Regions from separate parts of the Homo sapiens genome. Here regions 1 and 3 are each linked to region 2. Evidence: read pairs that join two places in POLR2A ChIA-PET (ENCODE). Cell type or tissue: PC-9. All regions are shown on one strand. Region 1 has its middle 10 kb from the start of SLC6A3. Region 2 overlaps LPCAT1 (lysophosphatidylcholine acyltransferase 1). Region 3 has its middle 89 kb from the start of MIR4277.

Region 1 (8,000 bases), 61 kb after region 2:
CATGCTCACATGCACTCATGCTGAGGCTTACACATGTACACATGCTCACATGCACTCATGCTGAGGCTTACACGTACACACATGCTCACATGCACTCATGCTGAGGCTTACACATGTACACATGCTCACATACACTCATGCTGAGGCTTACACATGTACACACATGCTCACATGCACTCATGCTGAGGCTTACACATGTACACATGCTCACATGCACTCATGCTGAGGCTTACACATGTACACACATGCTAACATGCACTCATGCTGAGGCTTATGCATGTACACACATGCTAACATGCACTCATGCTGAGGCTCACATGCACTCATGCTGAGGCTTACACGTACACACGTGCTCACATGCACTCATGCTGAGGCTTACACATGTACACACATGCTCACATGCACTCATGCTGAGGCTTACACATGTACACACGCTCACATGCACTCATGCTGAGGCTCACATGCACTCATGCTGAGGCTTACACATGTACACATGCTCACATGCACTCATGCTGAGGCTTACATATGTACACACATGCTCACATGCACTCATGCTGAGGCTTACACATGTACACATGCTCACATGCACTCATGCTGAGGCTTACATGTACACACATGCTCACATGCACTCATGCTGAGGCTTACACATGTACACACATGCTCACATGCACTCATGCTGAGGCTTACACATGTACACACGCTCACATGCACTCACGCTGAGGCTCACATGCACTCATGCTGAGGCTTACACATGTACACATGCTCACATGCACTCATGCTGAGGCTTACATATGTACACACATGCTCACATGCACTCATGCTGAGGCTTACACATGTACACATGCTCACATGCACTCATGCTGAGGCTTACATGTACACACATGCTCACATGCACTCATGCTGAGGCTTACACATGTACACACATGCTCATGAGCACATTCACATGCACGTCTTCATAGACACATTCACATGCATGCACATGCTCACACTAATGCACACACACTTATATGCTCCCACACATGCTCACACACACACAGCAAGCAAAGAGGACAGCCTGCATGCCCGGTACTGTCCTCATGCTGTGGCTAGCTGTGAGGCTGTGATCAGCAGCTACACCTTCCTTCTTCCACTACCCATTCCACGTTTTCTTGACCCTAAGCAGTACTTTGGATGGTCAGGGTTCTTTACCCAGTGAGAGGACTCAAATTTTCATTCCAGTGTGTCTGATGCAGTTGTCGTCTTGCCTTTATTAGTCACAATATTAGTCGTGAAAGCCCTGAGAAGTACCTAGAGAATCCACTGAGCTCCAAGATAGCCCTTTCATTGGGGTTAGCCATCCCCACCAAGACAGCATGCTTTTCTTGAACTATTAGCTAAGTGGCATGAGCAGCCCCAAATAGCTGATGACCGTCTGAACTTTCAGTGCAGCAGATGGATCACTGAGGTCCCAGGTAAGAGCATTCCAGCCTTGGGAACTAGGACCTTGAAAGCAAAAGAGCCCAATGTCACAGACGAGAAAAGCAAAAATATGTGAATGGGTTTATCAGCCCACCTGGGATCATTGATGCTGCGGTAACAAATGTAAACCAATAAAATGTCAGGGTCAGCTAAACAGATGTGGTCCTCGCCCGTCTCTCCCAGGCAGGTCAGCTGCAGCTCTGCTCCATGTCACCATCTGCATCCAGCCCAGCACAGCAGCCCCTCCTGGGACTCAGCCAGTCAGATGGCTTTGGGAAGAGGTGACAAGCAAGCCTGCCTAGATGCTATATCTGCTGCACAGACGCAGAATACAGCAGGCCCACTCCTGGTTCATTGGCCACAGTAAGCCATGTGGTCACAGCTGAATTCAACAGCCAGAGACGTACAGTCCTGCAAGGGAGCCCCTCAAAGGAGGTGAAGGATCTTCTGAACAGCAGCACCAGCCACCCTGCAGTAAGTGTTGGATGTGGTGGTGAGCAGGGCCAGTCCTAATTCCACCCATTGACATTACAGACATTATTCTGGCTATGAAATGGTGCCATGTCTTGGTCCACAGTTCGAGGCACTATGTCATCCATCAGGATGGCAGTCCAATGTTCTAGGGCACTGCCTCCCCATGGGCAGCACACCTAAAGCTTCAAGAAGTCATCCTCATGCTTAATCAGACTCGCCACCTCTGGGTGATGGGAAACGTAGGGATTCCAAGTGTGTACCTGTTCCCATGCTGCCTTTGCTGTAAAGTAAATTCCTTAACAATGCCATAGGAGGTGGGCAATAGTGAATAAGCCATTCATCAAGCCCACAGATGGTGCTGTCAGAAACACTGACAGCAAAGACATATCCATATCTGGAATAAGGGAAACTGAAACCAAGAGATACTCCCCTCAATGATGGAAGAGTCCAGTGTGATCAACCTGCCTCCAGGGGGCTGGCTAGTCCCTTTCCCAGGAATGGTACCTGGGGCTAAGTATGGGACCCTGCTTCCGACATGTTGGGAGTCCAGTGATAACTGCATCAGCCTAGGCTATTGTTGATGGGTCAGCTCTTTGTTATTGATCCACACTCATCTCCATCCCTATTTCCAGTGCCAGTTTGTGAATGGTTCTACTAGGTAAACACTGGGTTGGCTGGGAAAGAGACAGGCTGACATCCACTGCCTGTGTCATACCCTGGCAGAGACTATAGTAAATTAGACCCGACAAGAGAAAATATTAGTGAACCTGAAAATACAGCTATGTGTGATCCCAGTGATGTACAGGGAGAAACAGACAGAAATGAAGCACAAGTGGGCATGGAATAATGCCACAAGGCCCATCACATGTGATTGGAGCCCTAGAAAAGGAGGAGGACAGGACAGAAAAATTATTTGATGAAATAATGGCCAGAATTTTTTTCCAAATCTATAAACTAAGATACCCAAGAAGCTCAATAAGCACCCAGCAGAAAAAATACAATAAAAACACAGCAAGACACACATCACAAACTGCTGAAAGCCACTGAAAAGGAGAAAAATCTTAAAAGCAGCTGGAGAAAAACAACATACTATCAAGGAACAGAGATAAGAATGAAAGCCAACTTCTCTTCAGAAACTATGCAACCCAGACGTCAAGGAACAGAGATAAGAACGACAGCCGACTTCTCTGCAGAAACTATGCAACCCAGACGTCAAGGAACAGAGATAAGAACGACAGCCGACTTCTCTGCAGAAACTATGCAACCCAGACGTCAAGGAACAGAGATAAGAACGACAGCCGACTTCTCTGCAGAAACTATGCAACCCAGACGTCAAGGAACAGAGATAAGAACGACAGCCGACTTCTCTGCAGAAACTATGCAACCCAGACGTCAAGGAACAGAGATAAGAACGACAGCCGACTTCTCTGCAGAAACTATGCAACCCAGACGTCAAGGAACAGAGATAAGAACGACAGCCGACTTCTCTGCAGAAACTATGCAATCCAGATGACTGATGACATCTTCAAAGAGACTAAAGACGAATGCGGCCACCCTGGAATTCTATGCTAAAATAAACATCTTTTAAAAATCAAGGCATAATAGAAACATTTTGAAATCAGCAAAAGCTGAGATAATTCACTGCCAGTAGTTCATAATGACCAACAATGTTCAGAGTTCTACAGGCAGAAATAAGAGAATACCATGCAGAAATTTGGCATTTGAAGGTAGATTGTGGTAAGTTAAAAATACACATAGTGGCCAGGCATGGTGGCTCACGCCTGTAATCCCAGCACTTTGGGAGCCTGAAGTGGGTGGATCATCTGAGGTCAGGAGACCTTGTGGCCAACATGGTAAAACCCCATCTCTACTAAAAGTATGAAAATTAGCTGGGCATGATGGTGGGTACCTGTAATCCCAGCTACTTGAGAGGCTGACGTGGGAGAATCTCTTGAACCCTGGAGGTGGAGGTTGCAGTGAGCTGATATGGTGCCATTGCATTCCAGCCTGAGGTGACCGAGCAAAACTTCATCTAAAAAAAAAATACACATAGTAAGACCCCCTCCCATAGAAAACAGAACCAAAGAAGTATAACTAATATAAATGTAAATTTTACCCAAACTAAGAAGGAAGGTGGGAGGGAAAGAACAAAGGACAGAGAATAGAGATAGATAACAAATAGCAAAACGGTAAATTTAAATCCAATCATATTAGTAGTTACATTAAACATAGACTAAAAACTCCTAAATGACATTTGTTGGACTAAATAAAAAATAAAATACCTAACTATATGCTGTTTAAATATAGATTGAAAGTAGAAGAATAGACTGGGCACAGTGGCTCCTGCCTATAATCCCAGCACTTTGGGAGGCCGAGGCAGGTAGATCATTTGAGGTCAGGAGGTCAAGACCAGCCTGTCCAACATGGTGAAACCCCATCTCTAGTAAAAATGCAAAAAAATTAGCTGGGCGTGGTGGCACATGCCTGTAGTCCCAGCTACTTGGGAGGCTAAGGCAGGAGAATCACGTGAACCCTGGAGGCAGAGGTTGCAGTGAGCTGAGATTGCGCCACTGCACTCCAGCCTGGGTGACACAGCAAGACTCTGTCTCATAAAAAAACAAAACAAAAAGGTAAGAAAGTAAAAGAATAGGAAATATATTTATAACATGCAAACAGAAGCTTAAGAAAGTTTATTTGGCAAGATTGTCATACTAAGTGTACTTTAGAGACTAGGAGAATTAGCAGAGTTAAAGACAGACATTTCATGATGATAAAAGTTCAATTCAATTGGAAGACACAATGTTTAAAAGTGCATGTATCTAATCACATAGCTTAAATATATTAAGCATCAATGACAGGATTTAAAGGAGAAATAAATCTGCAAACATAGTTGGAGATTTTAACATAGATCTCTTAGTAACTGATATAACTATCAGGGAAAAATGTAGTTACATAGAAAAACAGCTCTATTCACCAAATGATGTGCCATTTCAAGTGCACATGAAGCAGTTGACAAAATAGACCATGTGCTTGACCACAGATAAATTTCAAGATGTTTAAATCACACAGAGTATGTTCTCTCATCTAAATGAAGCTAAATGTCATGAATTCTGCCCATATTCCCCAGGGCAGAACTGAGCTACTTGGCCGAGAAGCTACAAGAGTAACTGGAAAACATTTGCTGAGGAAGGACAACAGAAACAGCAATACTGATGAGGAGGCCACTGTCTGTCATGTGACACTGTCAAGGGCTGGCTAGGTGCAGATTAACTCCCTTAAATGTAAGAAAAGTGAATGGGGGCCAGACGCAGTGGCTCATGCCTGTAATCCCAACACTTTGGGAGGCTGAGGCATGTAGATCACCTAAGGTTAGGAGTTCCAGACCAGTGTGGCCATCACAGTGAAACCCTGTCTCTACTAAGAATATGAAAATTAGCTGGGTGTGGTGGTGCACGCCTGTAATCCCAGGTACTCTGGAGGCTGAGGCAAGAGAATTGCCTGAACCCAGGAAGCAGAAGTTGCAGAGAGCTGAGATCGCACCACTGCACTCCAGCCTGGGCAACAGAGTGAGACTCCATCTCAAAGAAAAGAAAAGAAAAAGAAAAGTGAATGGGTCCACAATTTTTGCTTCCAGTCAAAATGGAAGAGTAGAGACTGGATTTACCCTCCGTTGGGAAACATGGTCATTAGGCAGGAAACTAAGATGGGCTTTGCCCCAGCAGGGAAGAAGCATCAGCCCTGAGCAAAGCACTGCTCTGGTCCTCCTGGGCAGAGCTTAAAAGCAAAACCTGAAAGAATGACCAAACTACAACAGGGACCTTACCAGTGGCCAAAGACAAACTTCCAGAATATTCACATTAGTACAGTGTTATCCACAAACCAACAGGGTTAAATTCACAATGCTGGGCATCCACTGGAAATTAGCACAATGCAAAAAGGTGGGAAAATGTGACCTACAGTCAATAGAAACAGACCCAGAGATGACTCAAATGATAGAATTAGAGAGGCATTGACAATCATAACTGTTACCTCATTCCAAGAGCTAGCCAAAGGCGAGACTGAATATGTTTAATAGAGACATGACAGATATTTTTTAAAAGACACGAATCCAAATTCTAGAGATGAAAACCACAATGTCTCAGATGCAAAATGCACTGGTTGAGAGGAGGGGTGGATTCAACATCTCAGAAGAAAAGGATACATGAACTTGAAGACATAGATGGCAGTGCAAACTGTTCAAAATGAAATAAAGAAAAAAGACAAAAAAATGAACCAAGCATCAGAGAACTGTGGGACTTCAAGCCACCTAATATGCAAGCCATAGGAATCCTCAAAACAGATCATGTCTAAACAATGTCATTTTATGATAGCATCAGTTCACCAAAAGGACAAATGTTTATGTACCTAATAACATAGCTTCATAATGAATTCGGCAAAAACTGATAGAACTGCAAGGAGACATAGAGCAGTTCACACAATTATACTTGGAGATTTCAATACCTCTTTCCCAATAGTTGATAGAACAGATACACAGAAACTTTTAAGGATACAGAAGACTTCAAAAACAGTACGAACTAACATGACCTATTTGATATTTATACAATAATTCATCCAATAATAGCAGAGTGCACATTCTTTTCAAATGCATGTGAAAAGCTTACCAAGATCGACCACAGTCCAGACCATAAAATTCCCTTTAGGGATTCAGGTCATGTAAAGCAAGTTCTCCAACAAAGAGGCAAATAAATTTGATACCAAAATGAAAAATACATTTGGCAAAAAATAAAGAAGCATATCCAGACAATCTTCTAATATTTGGAAACTAATCACATATCTAAATAACAATGGGTCAAAGAGGACATCAAAAGGGAAATCAGAAAATATTTTGAACTGAATGAAAACAAAACAACATATCAAACCTTTTGGAATTTGGCTAAATCAGAACTTAGAAGAAAATCTAGACATGAAGCCTGCCTCAGAAAGGAATAATGATGAAAAATTGATGGCAGCCTCCACCCGAAGAAATCCCATGCGGGACTTTGGAAGAAATTGAAAAGTTGATTCCAAAATTCATATGAAAAAGCACAGGACCGAGAATATGCAAAACAACTTTGAAAATGAACAAAGTTGTCTGACTTACATTACCTGATTTAAAAATGTATTACAAAAGGACCATAATGAAGATAGTGCCATTTTAATCTCCTCAGGCTGCCACAACAAAATACACCAGATTTGGGGGCTTAACAGCAGACATTTGTTTCTCACAGTTCTGGAGACTGGAAATCCAACATCAAGGCAGCTGATTCAGTTCCTGGTGAGGCCTCTCTTCCTGGCTTGCAGATGGCCGCCTTCTTACTCTATCTTCACATGGCAGAAAGTAAAATGGAGAGAGCTTCCTCTTCTTATAAGGCCACAGTCCTCCTGGGTTATGACCCCACCCTTACAATTTAATTTAACCTAATCACCTCCTAAAGTCCCTATCTCCAGATAAAGTCACCTTGCGGGGGTTATGGCTTTAACCTATGAATTTGGGGGTAAACAATTCAGTCCACAGCAAGTGTGGTATTAGCATCAAAATGGATTAACAGATCATAAAACAGGGAGCCCAGAAATAAACCCACACACATACATACAACTGACTTTTCAACAAAGGTGCAAAAGCAACTCAGCAGAACACTGAACAACTGGCTCTTCGGAGGTAAAGTGGTGAACTTCAATTGGTGTCTTACACCAAGCTAGTTTAAAAATGCATTCTATGTGTAAATATGCAATCTATAATTTTAAAAAGTTTAGAGGAAAACTTAGGAGAAAATCTTGATGATCATGAATTTGGTAAAGATTTCTTAAATACAACACTAAAAGCAGGATTTGTGAAAGAAAAATGGATAAATTAGACTTCATCAAAATTAATAACTCTTCTCTGAAAGAATCTATTAAGAGAATGAAAAGACAGTCCAAGACTGGGAAAAATATTTGCAAAGTACCCATCTGATAAGGGACTGGTATCCAGAATAGTAAAGAACTCTCAAAGCTCAATTAAACAACCCAAAGGTGCAAAAGATTTGAAC
Region 2 (8,000 bases):
GATCCTCCCGCCTCGGCCTCCCAAAGTGCTGGGATTACAGGCGTGAACCACCGCGCCCGGCCCATTTTCCCCATTTCTAAAGTCTCTGCTGCTCGGAACCAGAGTTGGCAAGAACTTACATCCTGGAAAGCATAATGCCTTCCTGTGCACCTTGGAGCTGAGTCCTTGGACGGGCGTTGCTGTCTCAGAGTGGAGGAGGCTGCTGGGTGCCCGCCTGCCCACGCTGGCTAATCCACAGAGAGGATTATGATGAGGGTTGAGTCCAGGGACAGATTCTGCCCCTCCCTGCCTGGTGGCCCTGCATAGAATTTACCCAAAAGTGGGCCATCTTTTTCTCCACATTTTTATACAAATACCTGAGTTGTGATTTTTTAAAAAAACTCAGGAGCAGGACTCCGCCCTCTCAGCCTCGCTCCTGAGTCCAGCATGGCCACTGCAGAACAGGAATTCGTGTGCCTGCACACGTTGCCAGGCTCCTCACGTGGATGGCTGTGTTTGCAGTGTGTTCTTGACCCTTGGTGCCCTCCAGGCACACATGCACGGGGATGGGGGTTCCTCAGGCTTCTCTGAGCTGCTCCTGCTGCCCACTGGGTCCCTGGGTGCTGCCTGCCTGGATTCAGTAAGACTGGCTCTTCGCTCAGCCCCATTGCCGGGCAGTGGATGTGGAGGGGTGGGGTGGGCCAAGGAGCCCTGGGCAGTGTACCCGGTGGGAGCACAGGGCAGCCACACCCTGTGGAGGATGTGCAGGAGAGTGCCTGTCCCTTGGGGAGGATGGAGAAGGCCAGGGCTGTACAGGGCCTGCTGTCTCCCTGGATGCCTCAGAGGCCTTGGAGACGGTGCCAGGCCCATGGCCCCCAGCTGCCTTCTGATGACCTGGGTGTGATGGTGCCAACTGTTTTGGCCCAGTAGAGGCCCAAGCGTCATTTTCCCGTGTCCTCGCCTCTGGTCACTGTCATCCTTTGCCCCAGGAAGCACAGGTGAGGACACAGAGGCCCAGCTGCTGTGCCGTCTCCCAGGCAGGGAGGGCAGCGTGGGCTGGCTTAGCATGGATGCCTGCCCTCACCTCACAAGGAGCCCTGACCTTAGGGAACTGGCTTTTTTCTCAAAGTCATCGAGAGCGTTCCTGTAATCCTGTCTAATTTTCCGAATGAATTTTCCGAATGACGCACTCGTGAAACTTAGTTGTGGTTAACTTTGCAAAATGGGAAGGGGGGTTCAAAATCGGAAAAGACTTTACTTTTCATTTTTTATAGCATTCTGTCCTAAAACTTGGGTTTCTAATATGAGTGTGTGTATGAGAATATGTGTGTACACACATGCATACACATATACATAAGTGCATACACAGGCATATACATGCGAGTGTACACAAACATCCACATAAGCATACCCACATACACACAGAAGCTCACGCACATAGTTTTGTTTTACAGCTGACAGCAAAGCACCATCAGTTTCATGCAGAAACCCGTGATTGTGACCCAAAGTTCGTCTTAAACGGACACTGTCTTTGCACTCCTGTTTCATCGTGAGAAAGAGCCCTTTATCTTATATTGTCAGCACGCATCTGTGCCAACTTTTAAAACTCTGCAGCTTCTGGGTCTGTTTCAGGACGCCAGGCTGGCGTGAGCCATGGGAGCTGCTTTCTTCCCCCACTCATGCACCCTGCTCTGCACGCTTCCTGCAGGCACGGTTCCTTTCTCACATCAGCCCAAGTGAGACAACACCTTTCCGTTCCCAGACAGGAGATGACACCCAGGGCGCCTCCTTCACTGCCTGTGGTCGTGGCTCCGGAACTCTAAAGGAGCACATGTTTTTACGCATTTCAGAATGATGCTGGCCTCTTGCCTGGGTCCGGCCCCCTATCGTCATTGGCACTCAGGACTGCTCCTTCCTCCCACTGGAACACAGGGCCATGTGGGTTCTGCTCCTGCCTCTGCTTGCTGTTCACAGCCATGGTCGGTGCTGGCCGCAGCAGGTGCATTTTAAGTTTTTACTGTGGGCCGGGCGCAACGGCTCACGCCTGTAATCCCAGCACTTTGGGAGGCCGAGGCGGGCGGATCATGAGGTCGGGAGATCGAGACCATCCTGGCTAACACGGTGAAACCCCGTCTCTACTAAAAATACAAAAAATTAGACGGGTGTCATGGCAGGTGCCTGCAGTCCCAGCCACCCAGGAGGCTGAGGCAGGAGAATGGCGTGAACCCAGGAGGCGGAGCTTGCAGTGAGCGGAGATCGCACCACTGCACTCCAGCCTGGGCGACAGAGCCGGACTCCGTCTCCAAAAAGAAAAAGATAAAGAAAAAGTTTTTACTGTGCCCGGGACAAGCAACCTGGGGTAAGACATCAGCTCTGTCTTATATTTTTCTCTTTTTTTTCAGCTGTGTTTTTTTTCCGCTTTAAACCACGCATTGCCTTTTCTCTGGAAGGCGTCCAGCCAGTCACCCGGCCCAAGCCCTTCATCCCATGCATGGGGCCACGGTGCATCCCCCACCCTGTGGGACCCAGGGTCAGGAGTGGGTGGGCTCGAGAGAGGCCGCAGGGCCGTGCTCAGAGTGGGGCGAGAACCCTGAGGCGTCCGTCAGCCCTGCGGGTTCACTTCTGCATTAGTCCATGTGAGCCGTCATCAGACTTTGCAAATGCTTCCTCTCTGATGTCCACTTTCTTTAGTAAGAGGAGGCAGGCGGCCCACAGCTGCGTTCAGAATGCATTCCGGATGCGGCTCTCCTGAGCCCTCCGACCTCGTCCCCTTGTCCCCTCGTCCCCCGTGTGGGGAGGCACTGCCAGGGGTGGGGGCTCCTGTCTGGGAACAGCGGCCTTTTCCAAACCTTGATTTTACTCTTGAATTTGACACGTCGCCTCTGTTCCTAGACGAACTGTAGTCTTTAGAAAATGTCAAGCTATGGTCACTACTTGCTTCCATTTTATTTAAATCGTTTCTTCCTAACATTGGCTTTTTTTTTTGCAGTTGAATTATCTATTTCTCGTATAAACATGTTAGGATTTTGTGCCTGAAAAAGTGGCCACTCAGGAGCCCTGCTTCAGGAGCCGGGCACGGGACTCGACTACCACACTTGCTGGGTGTCTGGCCCATGCCCGGTGCCTCCTGTGCCTGCAGGGGCAGAGCGCCCTTGAGTGCTGGGAGGGCCCAGGCAGCGGAGAACGTGGCTCCCTGTCCCACTCCGTCTCACCGCTCTTGTCTGAGAAGGCGCCCTGTGCTGTACTGCTTGGACATGACTGGTTGGGAGTGTCCAAGCTAGGCTTCCACGAGGTCACCTGTCTTGCTAAGCCATGTCCCTGCCTCTGACACAGAGACTGCAGGAGGAGCCCTCCTGACCTTCCTCTTCCTGTTTCCAGGGCCCTCATCCCCACGCGGCCCATGACAAAAGTGCTATGGTTCTCAGGATGGCCAGGAGCCGCGACCGTCCCCTCCAAGTCCTGTGGGCCTCCTGTGGGTGCTGGGGCATGCTTACCATTCCCGGTTACTGTTTCCAGCATTTCCAGTGTAAACCTTTAATCTAGCTGTGAATCATTCTGAAAATGAGCCCAGGAAAAAAGCATGATGCTAGGCTTGTGTTTGGAAATAACATTATTTTCTAATGTGATCACTGTTTGTCCCTGTGAAACCCACGTCATTTTGCAACCCTGGGGGATACTTTTTGCTGTATTAAAACCAATGCATCCCTGGCTTCTCAGCCATGTGCCAGCAGCATGAGCTTAGGTGTGTTAAAGGTGAGGTGCTGTTCTTGAACTTCCAGCACAGTCAGCTCCCAGCTTCCCTCAGTGTGGTCTTTCCTCTGCTGTGACTGGTGGCCCTCTAACCTCATCCCCTGTGCCCTCGTCCCCTGTGTGGGGAGACACTGCTGGGGTGGGGGCTGGTACCTGGGGACAGCAGCCTTTTCCAAACCTTGATTTTACTCTTGAATTTCACACTTCCCTCTTAGAGCCAGAGGAGTGAGTTATTTCCTCTTAAAGATATTTGCCACATACAAGCTTAAAAAAAAAAAAGGAAAGAAAGAAAACAGTTTCTCTCCCAGTTCTAAATGTTTTAAAACCCTTGGGGTAGAACCAAAGCTGGGCCAAGGTACTGGAGGGCAAGGGCCCTGGAGCCAGGGAGGGCTGGTGTCCATGCACAGACAGTGGGGATGCCGCCGGGCTGGGCAGGCGTGGATCAGCATGGAATGCCTGGGCTCCTTAGAGTGGAGTCTGTTTGTTCTCCTAGGCTACCCTGGAGGGGTTAGATCCACCTTTCTGCAGCAGTGAGTCATTGTCTCCATCAGGGAAGAGTCATGGTCACCTGTGTGCCATGTGAATCATCATTGTGACATCCTCCTGGGTCCCATGCATCCATCAAGCTCAGCACATCCCAGGCTAGACCTGTCCTGTCCCTGTGCCAGGCTGTCTGCCCAGTCAGTGGCCCCAGGACCACGTGGCGCCTGTGCCATTGGGGAAGTCTCTGTAAAGAGTGGGCTCTCCTCTCCCTCACCTTAGAGCGATCAGGTCATTTCTGCCTCCCCCACAACTGCCACTGGGCAGTGGCCTCCAGCCCCCAGCAGCCCTCCCTCTGTGTCCACAGCTGCACGTCAGGCTGGTCACCTCTGTACCTCCCTGCACTCAGAGGAGTGGACATACTTGCCAGGGCCCACAGCCCCTGCCCACTCCCATTCTACCCACTGGCTGAGCAGGGGTCAGCCTTGCCTCACAGACGTTACTGGTGGTCCAGGGGCTCCCTGCAGCTGGGGGAAGCAGGATGTCCTGGGTGGAGGGTCTCCCATAGCCAGGGACAGGGCCAGGATGTGCTTGGTGGGCTCCCTGGAGATGGTGGCGCAGACCCAGAATTGTGGGGACAGAGGCACTCCTGCAGCTCGGGGGAGTGGGGGTGAGCCAGGATGTTCCGGGGGGCCCCCTGTATTTGCCCGTAGTGTGGAGCAGGGTGTACAGGGCAGGCCAGGGGCTCCTGCAGCTAAGTGGGTGGGACTTAGGCCAGGATGTTGTGTGTGGGCGGCAGTGGGAGGTGGGGGAGGGTCCCAGTATCTGTAGATAGTGCAGGGCAGGGTATACAGGGCAGGCCAGGGGGTTGGGCCAAGATGTTCTGGGGGGCCCCTGTATCTGCGGGTAGTGTGGGGCAGGGTGTACAGGGCAGGCTGGGGGTGGGACTTGGGCCAGGATGTTCTGGGCTGGCGGGGGAGGTGGGGGACCTTGTATTTGCGGGTAGTGTGGCGCAGGGTGTACAGGGCAGGCTGTGGGCTCCTGCAGCTTTTGAGGGTTTGGGCCAGGATGTGCTGGGGGGCTCCCTGTATCTGCAGCCAGTTCGGAGTAGGAAGGGCCGGGCAGGCTGGGGACTCTTGTAGCAGGATCCCCTGATGCAGGATGTGCTGGGGGGCTCCCTGTATCTGCGGCCAGTTCGGAGTAGGAAGGGCCGGCAGGCTGGGGACTCTTTCTTGTAGCAGGATCCCCTGATGCAGGATGTGCTGGGGGGCTCCCTGTATCTGCGGCCAGTTCGGAGTAGGAAGGGCCAGCAGGCTGGGGACTCTTTCTTGTAGCAGGATCCCCTGATGCAGGATGTGCTGGGGGTGGGGCTCCCACCACAGGGGGCTTGGGAGGTGCTCTCCACCAGGGCCCCACTGGCTTTCTGCAGATGTTTGTTAAACAAATGCAAGCAGCTAGAAATGCCACGGATCCTGAATTTCAGGATTCTTTTTACTCAGACCAGGCGGGAGGTCCGGGGAGATTGGCGTTTCCCTGGGCCACAGCTCCGGAGGGCCTGTCTCAGGGCCTGGGCTGAATGGGAAGCGTGCTGGTATGTGTGAAGGTCCTGTTTTGGCTGGAGGTGGAAGGTGGGGTCCTGGCGGAGCACGCAGGGGGACCTTTTTGTTGGAATGATCCCAGGAGCCTGCTTCTCCTGAGCCCCCCACGATGTATCACTGTCTGCAGCGCCTGCATGGTCCACAGCCCCTGAGGTCCTCGGACACCAACAGAGTGAAATGCTGCTGCAGACCTCGGCCTGGCGGCGTGCCTGGCGGCGTAGGGTGCATTCCCAACCTCGGAATTAAAATGTGCAGAATGTACACCTGGGGGTCAGGGTGTGGGGCGTTTGGTTCACTTGACCACCTGTGGGCCCCGTGTGGACTTTGAGTCCCCCAGTGCGGAGCAGACTCCCAGTGTCCTGGGACACAGCCTGGGGCTCAGGACTGACCTGTCGAAGGAACAGTACTGAAGAAACAGGCTGCCTTTCACCGCGAGCGTTTGGCATGGCTCTGCTCTGTGAAGCTGTGAGGCCCGTGCACCTGCGATGGCCCCTCGTGCTGCTGTGGCTGCAGTGCTGGCATGTGGACCCTGTTTGTTGTTTTTGGATATCGCTCACTGGGCAGATGAGGCTGGGGCCTCCCTGTGCCTGGCCTGTGCCGGGCCCCTTGTGCCCAGCATCTCCTGTGCTTCTCCTCCCCTCGGCCTCGAGGACAAAGCTGGTGCCTCCCAGGAGGGCCCTGGCATCTCCAGCCTCTCCCCAGCCGCTGGTGGTGGGGGTTCTGCTCTCGGGCTGCCCATCTGGCCCCGTTCTCATTGGAGCTTCTCCACGGCTCCTGGGACTCCCACCTCCAGGGCCCGTTTCTGCACGTGGGAGCTTTGCCTTGAAAGCTGCCTTCTGAGGAAATGTAATCGCAGGGTGTCCCGCCCCACGGGTGAGAGCCTGTGGAAATGGAGGAAATGTCATCACAGGGTGTTCCGCCCCACGGGTGAGAGCCTGTGGAAATGGAGGAAATGTAATCACAGGGTGTCCTGCCCCACGGGTGAGAATGTAATCGCAGGGTGTCCCGCCTCACCGGTGAGAGCCTGTGGAAATGGAGGAAATGTAATCACAGGGTGTCCCGCCCCACGGGTGAGAATGTAATCGCAGGGTGTCCCGCCCCACGGGTGAGAGCCTGTGGAAATGGAGGAAATGTAATCGCAGGGTGTCCCGCCCCACGGGTGAGAGCCTGTGGAAATGGAGGAAACATAATCGCAGGGTGTCCTGCCCCACGGGTGAGAGCCTGTGGAAATGGGTCAGGTGTAACCGAGTCCCCGCAGCCTCCAAATAGGAATCTGCAGCTAGTTTCTGCTTTTGAAGCTTAGCCTGTGCCCACAGTGGAACGTGTGCAGCCCAGAAGCTTACACTTCTGAGTTTCTGCTCCCTTCCCTCCTGTATTCTTCTTGCGAGCACCTGCCGTGAGCCAGGCCTTGCAGGAGCTGAGCCCTCGGGGTCACCAGGCAGCAATGGAAGGGCCTCCCAGCCTGCAGCCTGTATTGTGGAATCTCTCCTCTAGAGTGTGGGGCTGCAGGTTGGACATGGGGGACGTCATATGTAGGGACCAGAGGGACAGAACTCTGGCTGGGTGTCCCAAACCCTTCAGGGAAGGGGGATTTGTGCAGAGCTTTGCGGGTGAGGAGGCATGAGGACTGTCTGGGAGAGCATGTGGGCAGGACCCGGAGGCCAGCCTGGGGACCGGAGGAGCGGCTCCGGCACCTGCCTGCCATCGGTCATCTTGAAGCAGGAACTGGGGCATCGGCTGTGATGCTCACATAGCCACCCTGCCTGGGCCCTCCCTCCGTGGGGCTCTGCACTCTCTACTCCTGATTTCTCAGCTGAGCTTGCACCTCCACCCCACGCCCTTTTCCCGCAGGCCCACACCAGGATGCCGGCGCGTGCCATCTTTACACGGGCTGCACCTGTGCCGTCTGAGCCAGGTGGTGCTGCGGTTTCCGTCGGTCTCGTTCTGCCTGCACCTGGACACCATTTGTCCAGAGTGCACATTGCAGGTGCTCAGGAATTGTCTGCAGAATGAGTAAGCGTGTTTTCTTTCACACACCTTTTTACTGGTTACTTTCCAACAGCACCAATGTGTGAGCACCATGCCCTGTGCTGGCATCACGGGTGTGAGCCAGGGTGTCAGGGAACGCTTAGTCCAGACAGCAGAGCCCCCCGATGGGAGGAAGACTCCAGGTGAAGGCGTGGGCCATACATA
Region 3 (8,000 bases), 100 kb before region 2:
CAGACCCAGGGAGGAGCTGATGTTCTAGTTTGAGGGTCGTGCAGGTTCTAGTTTGAGGGTCGTGCAGCTGGAGACCTGGAGAGGAGCTGATATTCTCGTTTGAGGGTCATGCAGCTGAAGACCCGGGGAGGAGCTGAGGTTCTAGATTGAGGGCCATGCAGCTGCAGACCCGGAGAGGAGCTGATATTCTAGTTTGAGGGTCTTGCAGCTGCAGTTCCGGAGAGGAGCTGATGTTCTAGTTTGAGGGTCGTGCAGCTGCAGACCCAGAGAGGAGCTGATGTTCTAGTTTGAGGGACGTGCAGCTGCAGACCTGGATAGGAGCTGATGTTCTAGATTGAGGGTCAAGCAGCTGAAGACTCGAGGAGGAGCTGAGGTTCTAATTTGGGGGTCGTGCAGCTGAAGATCCAGGGAGGAGCTGAGGTTCTAGATTGAGGGTAGTGCAGCTGCAGACCCGGAGTGGAGCTGATATTCTAGTTTGAGGGTCTTGCAGCTGCAGTTCCGGAGAGGAGCTGATGTTTCTAGTTTGAGGGTCGTGCAGCTGCAGACTCGGAGAGGAGCTGATGTTCTGATTTGAGAATCTTGCAGCTGCAGACCTGGACAGGAGCTGATGTTCTAGATTGAGGGTCGTGCAGCTGAAGACTTGGGGAGGAGCTGAGGTTCTAATTTTGGGGTCATGCAGCTGAAGACCCGGGGAGGAGCTGAGGTTCTAGATTGAGGGTCTTGCAGCTGCAGCTCCAGAGAGGAGCTGATGTTCTAGTTTGAGGGTCATGCAGCTGCAGACTCGGAGAGGAGCTAATGTTCTGATTTGAGAATCTTGCAGCTGCAGACCCGGAGAGGAGCTGATGTTCTAGTTTGAGGGTCGTGCAGCTGGAGACCTGGAGAGGAGCTGATGTTCTAGTTTGAGGGACGTGCAGCTGCAGACCTGGATAGGAGCTGATGTTCTAGGTTGAGGGCCATGCAGCTGAAGACTCGGGGAGGAGCTGAGGTTCTAATTTGGGGGTCATGCAGCTGAAGACCTGGGGAGAAGCTGAGGTTCTAGATTGAGGGTCGTGCAGCTGCAGACCCGGAGAGGAGCTGATGTTCTAGTTTGAGGGTCTTGCAGCTGCAGTTCCAGAGAGGAGCTGATGTTCTAGTTTGAGGGTCATGCAGCTGCAGACTCGGAGAGGAGCTGATGTTCTGATTTGAGAATCTTGCAGCTGCAGACCCGGAGAGGAGCTGATGTTCTAGTTTGAGGGACGTGCAGTTGCAGACCTGGATAGGAGCTGATGTTCTAGATTGAGGGTCATGCAGCTGAAGACTCGGGGAGGAGCTGAGGTTCTAATTTGGGGGTCATGCAGCTGAAGACCCGGGGAGGAGCTGAGGTTCTAGATTGAGGGTCTTGCAGCTGCAGGCCCGGAGTGGAGCTGATATTCTAGTTTGAGGGTCTTGCAGCTGCAGTTCCTGAGAGGAGCTGATGTTCTAGTTTGAGGGTCGTGCAGCTGCAGACTCGGAGAGGAGCTGATGTTCTGATTTGAGAATCTTGCAGCTGCAGACCTGGATAGGAGCTGATGTTCTAGATTGAGGATCGTGCAGCTGAAGTCTCGGGGAGGAGCTGAGGTTCTAATTTTGGAGTCATGCAGCTGAAGACCCGGGGAGGAGCTGATGTTCTAGTTTGAGGGTCATGCTGCTGGAGACCTGGAGAGGAGCTGATGTTCTAGTTTGAGGGTCATGCAGCTGGAGACCTGGAGAGGAGCTGATGTTCTAGTTTGAGGGACATGCAGCTGCAGACCTGGATAGGAGCTGATGTTCTAGATTGAGGGTCATGCAGCTGAAGACCCAGGGAGGAGCTGAGGTTCTAGATTGAGGGTCATGCAGCTGAAGACCCAGGGAGGAGCTGAGGTTCTAGATTGAGGGTCTTGCAGCTGAAGACTCGGGGAGGAGCTTAGGTTCTAGTTTGATGGTCTTGCAGCTGAAAACCCGGGGAGGAGCTGAGGTTCTAGATTGAGGGTCTTGCAGCTGTGGACCTGTAGAGGAGGTGATGTTCTAGTGTGAGGGTCTTGCAACTGCAGACCTGGAGAGGAGCTGATGTTCTCGTTTGAGTATTTTGCAGCTGCAGACCTGGAGAGGAGCTGATGTTCTAGTTTGAGGGTCTTGCAGCTGCTGACCTGGAGAGGATCTGATGTTCTAGTTTGAGGGTCTTGCAGCTGAAGACTTGGGGAGGAGGTGATGTTGTTCGCCTTGAGGGTCTTTCAGTTGGAGACTCAGGGAGGAGCTGATGTTCTAGATTTAGGGTCATGGAACTGGAGACCTGGAGAGAAGGTCATGTTCTAGTTTGAGGGTCTTGCAGCTGCAGACCTGGAGAGGAGCTGATTTTCTAGATTGAGGGTCATGCAGCTGAAGACTCGGGTAGGAGCTGCGGTTCTAGGTTGAGGGTCGTGCAGCAGAAGACTCGGGGAGGAGCTGAATTTCTAGATTGAGAGCCTTACAGCTGCAGACCCGGAGAGGAGCTGATGTTATAGTTTGAGGGCCCTACAGTTGCAGACCCGGAGAGGATCCGATGTTCGAGATTGAGGGTCGTGCAGCTGAAGACTCCGGGAGGAGCTGAGGTTGTAATTTGAGGGTCTTGCAGCTGCAAACTCGGGGAGAAGCTGATGTTCTAGTTTGAGGGCCCTACAGTTGGAGATCTGTACAGGAACTGATGATCTAGTTTGAGGGTCGTGCAGCTGAAGACTCGGGGAGGAGCTCATATTCTAGTTTGAGGGCCCTGCAGCTGGAGATGCAGACAGGAGCTGATGTTGTAATTTGAGGTTGTGCAGCTGAAGATTCAGGGAGGAGCTGCTCATGTATTTTTAGGGTCATGGAGCTGGAAACCCGGAGAGGAGCTGATGTTATAGATTGAGGGTCGTGCAGCTGAAGACTCTGGGAGGAGGTGACGTTCTAATTTGAGGTCCCTACAGCTGGACACCCAGAGAGGAGCTTATGTTCTAGATTGAGGATCATGCTGCAGAAGACTCGGGGAAGAGCTGAGGTTGTAGTTTGAGGGTCGTGCAGCTGGAGAACCAGACAGGAGCGGATGTTCTAGATTGAACATCGTGCAGCTGAAGACTCGGGGAGGAGCTGATGATGTTCACTTTGATGGTCTTTCAGCTGGAGACTCAGGGAGGAGCTGATGTTCTAGATTGAGGGTCATGGAGGTGAAAACCCGGAGAGGAGCTGACGTTGTAGTTTGAGGGTCTTGCAGCTGCAGACCCGGAGAGGAGCTGATGTTCTAGATTGAGCGTCGTGCAGCTGAAGACTTGTGGAGGAGCTGAAGTTGTTTGCGTTGTGGGTCTTTCAGTTGGAGACTCGGAGGAGCTGATGTTCTAGATTTAGGGTCACGGAACTGGAGACCTGGAGGGAAGCTGATGTTGTAGTTTGAGGGTCTTGCAGCTGCAGACCCAGAGAGAAGCTGATGTAGTTTCAGGGTCTTGCAGCTGCAGACCCAGAGAGGAACTGATGTTCTAGATTGAGGGTCGCACAGCTGAAGACTTGGGGAGAAGCTGATGTTCTAACTTGAGGGTTGCGCAGCTGAGGACTCGGGGAGGAGCTGATGTTGACGGCTGTGCAGCTGGAGATCCGGTGGGGAGCTGATGTTCCAGTTTGAGGGCCGTGCACCTGGAGACCCAGGGGGGAACATCAAACTGGAACATCTGCTCCCCGCAGTGCCTCCAGCTGCATGGCTCCCAGACTGGAACATCGGTTCCCACCCGGGTCTCCAGCTGCACGGCCCTCAAACTGCAACATCGGCTACCACTGAGTCTCCAGCTGCATGGCCCTCAAACTGGAACATCAGCTCCCCACCGGGTCTCCAGCTTCACAGCCCTCAAACTGGAACTTCAGCTCCCCACCGGGTATCCAGCTGCACAGCCCTCAGACTGGAACATCAGCTCCCCACCGGGTCTTCAGCTGCACGGCCCTCAAACTGGAACAATTTGAACCTGGCGGGGAGCTGATGTTCCAATTTGAGGGCCATGCAGCTGCAGACCCGGCAGGGAGCTGATGTTCCAGTTGTAGGGCTGTGCAGCTGGAGACCCGGGGGGGAAGCTGATGTTCCAGTTGTAGGGCCATGCTGCTGGAGACCCAGGGGTGGAGCTGATGTTCCAGTTTGAGGGCCGTGCAGTTGATGACCCGGCAGGGAGCTGATGTTCAAGTTTGAGGTCTGTGCAGCTGGAGACCCGCGGGGGAGCTGATGTTCCAGTTTGATGGCCGTGCAGCTGGAGACTCTGCTGGGAGCTGATGTTGCAATTTGAGGGCCATGCAGCTGGAGACCCGGCGGGAAGCTGATGTTCCAGTTTGAGGGCCGTGCAGCTGGTGACCTGGCGGGGAGCTGATGTTCCAGTTTGAGGGCCGTGCACCTGGAGACCCGGCGGGGAGCTGATGTTCCAGTTTGAGGGCCGTGCAGCTGGAGACCCAGCGGGGAGCTGATGTTCCAGTTTGAGGGCCGTGCATCTGGAGACCTGGTGGGGAGCTGATGTTCCAGTTTGAGGGCCGTGCAGCTGGATACCCGGGGTGGAGCTGATGTTCCAGTTTGAGGGCCGTGCATCTGGAGGACCGGTGGGGAGCCAGTGTTGCCGGTTGAGGGCCGTGGAGCTGGAGACCCGGGTGGGTGGGAGCTGATGTTCCAGGTTGAGGGCCATGCTGCTGGAGACCTAGCAGGGAGCTGATGTTGCAGTTTGAGGTGGTGCAGCTGGAGACCCAGTAGGGGAACTGATGTTGCAATTTGAGGGCCGTGCAGCTGGAGACCCTGTGGGGAGCTGATGTTCCTGTTTGAGGGCCTAGGAGCTGATGTTCCAGTTTAAGGCCATGCAGCTGGAGACCCGGGGGGGAGCCAGTGTTCCAGTTTGAGGGCTGTGCATCTGGAGACCCGGTGGAGATCTGATGTTGCAGGTTGAGGGCCGTGGAGCTGGAGACCTGGGCGGGGAGCTGATGTTCCAGTTTGAGGGCCATGCAGCTGGATACCTGGCTGGGAGCTGATGTTGCAGTTTGAGGGCTGTGCAGCTGGAGACCTGACGGGAGCTGATGTTCCAGTTTGCAGGCCGTGCATCTGGAGACACGACGGGGAGTTGATGTTCCAGTTTGAGGGCTGTGCATCTGGAGACCCGGTGGGGAGCTGATGTTGCAGGTTGAGGGCCGTGGAGCTGGAGACCTGGGTGGGGAGTTGATGTTCCAGTTTGAGGGCCGTGCATCTGGAGACCCGGTGGGGAGCTGATGTTGCAGGTTGAGGGCCGTGGAGCTGGAGACCTGGGTGGGGAGCTGATGTTCCAGTTCGAGGGCCATGAAGCTGGACACCCGGGGGGAAACTGATGTTGCAGTTTGAGGGCCATGCAGCTGGATACCTGGCTGGGAGCTGATGTTCCAGTTTGAGGGCCGTGCATCTGGAGACCTGGCGGGGAGCTGATGTTCCAGTTTGAGGGCCGTGCAGCTGGAGACCCGGCTGGGAGCTGATGTTTGAGGGCCGTGCATCTGGAGAACCGGTGGGGAGCCAGTGTTGCCGGTTGAGGGTCGTGGAGCTGGAGACCCGGGTGGGTAGGAGCTAATGTTCCAGGTTGAGGTCCGTGCTGCTGGAGACCCAGCAGGGAGCTGATGTTGCAGTTTGAGGTGGTGCAGCTGGAGACCCAGGGGGGAACTGATGTTGCAATTTGAGGGCCGTGCAGCTGGAGACCCTGTGGGGAGCTGATGTTCCTGTTTGAGGGCCTAGGAGCTGATGTTCCAGTTTAAGGCCATGCAGCTGGAGACCCGGTGGGGAGCCAGTGTTCCAGTTTGAGGGCTGTGCATCTGGAGACCCAGTGGGGAGCTAATGTTGCAGGTTGAGGGCCGTGGAGCTGGAGACCTGGGCGGGGAGCTGATGTTCCAGTTTGAAGGCCGTGAAGCTGGAGACCTGGCGGGGAGCTAATGTTGCAGTTTGAGGGCCGTGGAGCTGGAGACCCGGGGGGGAGCTGATGTTGCAGTTTGAGGGCCATGCAGCTGGATACCTGGCTGGGAGCTGATATTGCAGTTTGAGGGCCATGCAGCTGGATACCTGGCTGGGAGCTAATGTTGCAGTTTGAGGGCTGTGCACCTGGAGCCCCGGGGTGGAGCTGATATTCCAGTTTGAGGGCTGTGCAGCTGGAGATCTGATGGGAGCTGATGTTCCAGTTTGCAGGCCGTGCATCTGGAGACCTGGTGGGGAGTTGATGTTCCAGTTTGAGGGCCATGCATCTGGAGACCCGGTGGGGAGCTGATGTTGCAGGTTGAGGGCCGTGGAGCTGGAGACCTGGGCGGGGAGCTGATGTTCCAGTTTGAGGGCCGTGAAGCTGGAGACCCGGCGGGGAACTGATGTTGCAGTTTGAGGGCCATGCAGCTGGATACCCGGCTGGGAGCTGATGTTGCAGTTTGAGGGCTGTGCACCTGGAGCCCCAGGGTGGAGCTGATATTCCAGTTTGAGGGCCGTGCAGCTGGAGATCTGGTGGGGAGCTGATGTTCCAATTTGAGGGCCATGCAGCTGGAGACCCGGCGGGGAGCTCATGTTCCAGTTTGCAGGCCATGCAGCTGGAGACCCAGCGGGGAGCTGATGTTCCAGTTTGAGGGCCGTGCAGCTGGAGATCTGGTGGGGAGCTGATGTTCCAGTTTGAGGGCCCTGCAGCTGGAGACCCGTGGGGATCTGATGTTCCAGTTTGAGGATGGTGCAACTGGAGACCCGGGCGGGAGCTGATGTTCTAGTTTTAGGGCCGTGCAGCTGGAGACCCGGGGAGGAGCTGACGTTCCCGTTCGAGGGCTGTGCAGGTGGAGACCTGGAGAGGAGCTGATGTTGTTCTAATTTGAGTGTGGTGCAGCTGGAGATCCAGGGATGAGATGGTCCTGCAGTTCAAATATGAGGGTCCCGGAGCTGGAATCTGGGTGAGGAGCCAATGCTGCCTCTGATGTCTTAGGTTGTGGAGCTGGAAACTCGTGGAGGAGCTGGTATTGGTGTTTCTAGTTGTGGGTCGTGGTATTTCCAGGGTTTCACAAAGGCCAGATTTTATTTCAGTTACTCAGAAGCGAAAGAAAATGTCTTCTGAAAGAGGTGAACTCAATCATTACCAATAGAAAAAGTATCCACTGTATTCATCTCTTATAGAAACAGAAAAATATAACATTTCCCCCCTTAGAATATAACTTAATGTTCCATTGTATGTAGCTGAACAATAACATCTGGAAACCAGCATGAAACCCTATTATTCACATGTTAAAATGTTGAAACTATGACCAAAATATGAAAACTGCTAGAGCTATCAGAAAGAGACAAGACAAAAACCTTCTTGCATATGTATAAACTAAATGTGACAATCTCAAAAAACTTTTCAACATTATGATTACCTTCCAGTTTAAAAACCTTAATCCTAAATTTAAAAAAAAATCTATACACAAACCACTGATTTGCCCAGACCAAAAGAAAGAAAGAAAGAAAGATCAGCGGTAAGGTAAGCAGGACCCAGAGGAGCTGATATTCACAGTTCTTACATGTACAACTCTTCCAGGAATTATCCATAAAGTACTTTATTTTACAACCTGCTTTTCTTGTAAAACTAAAGGTCCACTTTTTTACATAAAAGTTTTATACGGCGTTAAAACCAGAACTGTACGTAAAATACTGCATCTAAATGTTTCTAAATAATCTTGTTCCATTGGTTCATCGGTGACTTCTGTGGCTTCGTCATCATTTTCCATGGATGATTCTGAAAGAATCTCTCCAGTTTTACTGGAATTGGATCCTACTAATTCTTCTGTTTCACGGCAGTCAGAAGAACCACTACTTTCAGGGCCTTCGTTTTCATTACCTTCGGAATGTAGTAAATCTTTCTCAGCTTGAGACACATCAGATTCCTCCATTTGATTATTTTCCTCAGAAGTCTCTTCATTCACAGTTGAGGCATCAGATTCTTTTTCTTGATTTTTTCTTTCCGGGATCATTTCTCTTGATATCATAAAAGACTCTAAAAATAAGCAAATGTTGTTGTACTTAA

Evidence for each region. Peaks named below come from ENCODE experiments on the same cell type or tissue, not always from the same donor. Only the 100,000 strongest peaks of a DNase experiment are listed, where the experiment ranks them.
Region 1: POLR2A ChIA-PET joins it to region 2 with 11 read pairs; 2 of 35 experiments call an interaction of 5 or more read pairs at or near these places.
Region 3: POLR2A ChIA-PET joins it to region 2 with 10 read pairs; 4 of 35 experiments call an interaction of 5 or more read pairs at or near these places.

What each region holds. Positions count from the first base shown.
Region 1 is chr5:1,451,733-1,459,732 of GRCh38, reverse strand. No RefSeq gene overlaps it. Among named protein-coding and RNA genes, the nearest start is that of SLC6A3, 10 kb to the right of the region's middle. RefSeq lists an enhancer at 2,666-3,865. In PC-9, no CTCF peak of the experiment used is centred here; no DNase peak of the experiment used is centred here; H3K27me3 peaks cover 3,285 bases.
Region 2 is chr5:1,512,641-1,520,640 of GRCh38, reverse strand. All of the region lies in intron 1 of LPCAT1 (lysophosphatidylcholine acyltransferase 1), which reads left to right. Among named protein-coding and RNA genes, the nearest start is that of MIR6075, 5.8 kb to the right of the region's middle. RefSeq lists enhancers at 3,056-3,616, 4,176-4,735, 4,736-5,295, 5,296-5,856, 5,857-6,415 and 1 more. In PC-9, no CTCF peak of the experiment used is centred here; DNase peaks (open chromatin) are centred at 3,620, 4,300 and 5,690; H3K4me3 peaks cover 786 bases; H3K27ac peaks cover 2,716 bases.
Region 3 is chr5:1,615,983-1,623,982 of GRCh38, reverse strand. It overlaps the pseudogene PDCD6P1 and the pseudogene LOC112267946. Among named protein-coding and RNA genes, the nearest start is that of MIR4277, 89 kb to the left of the region's middle. In PC-9, no CTCF peak of the experiment used is centred here; no DNase peak of the experiment used is centred here; H3K27me3 peaks cover 8,000 bases.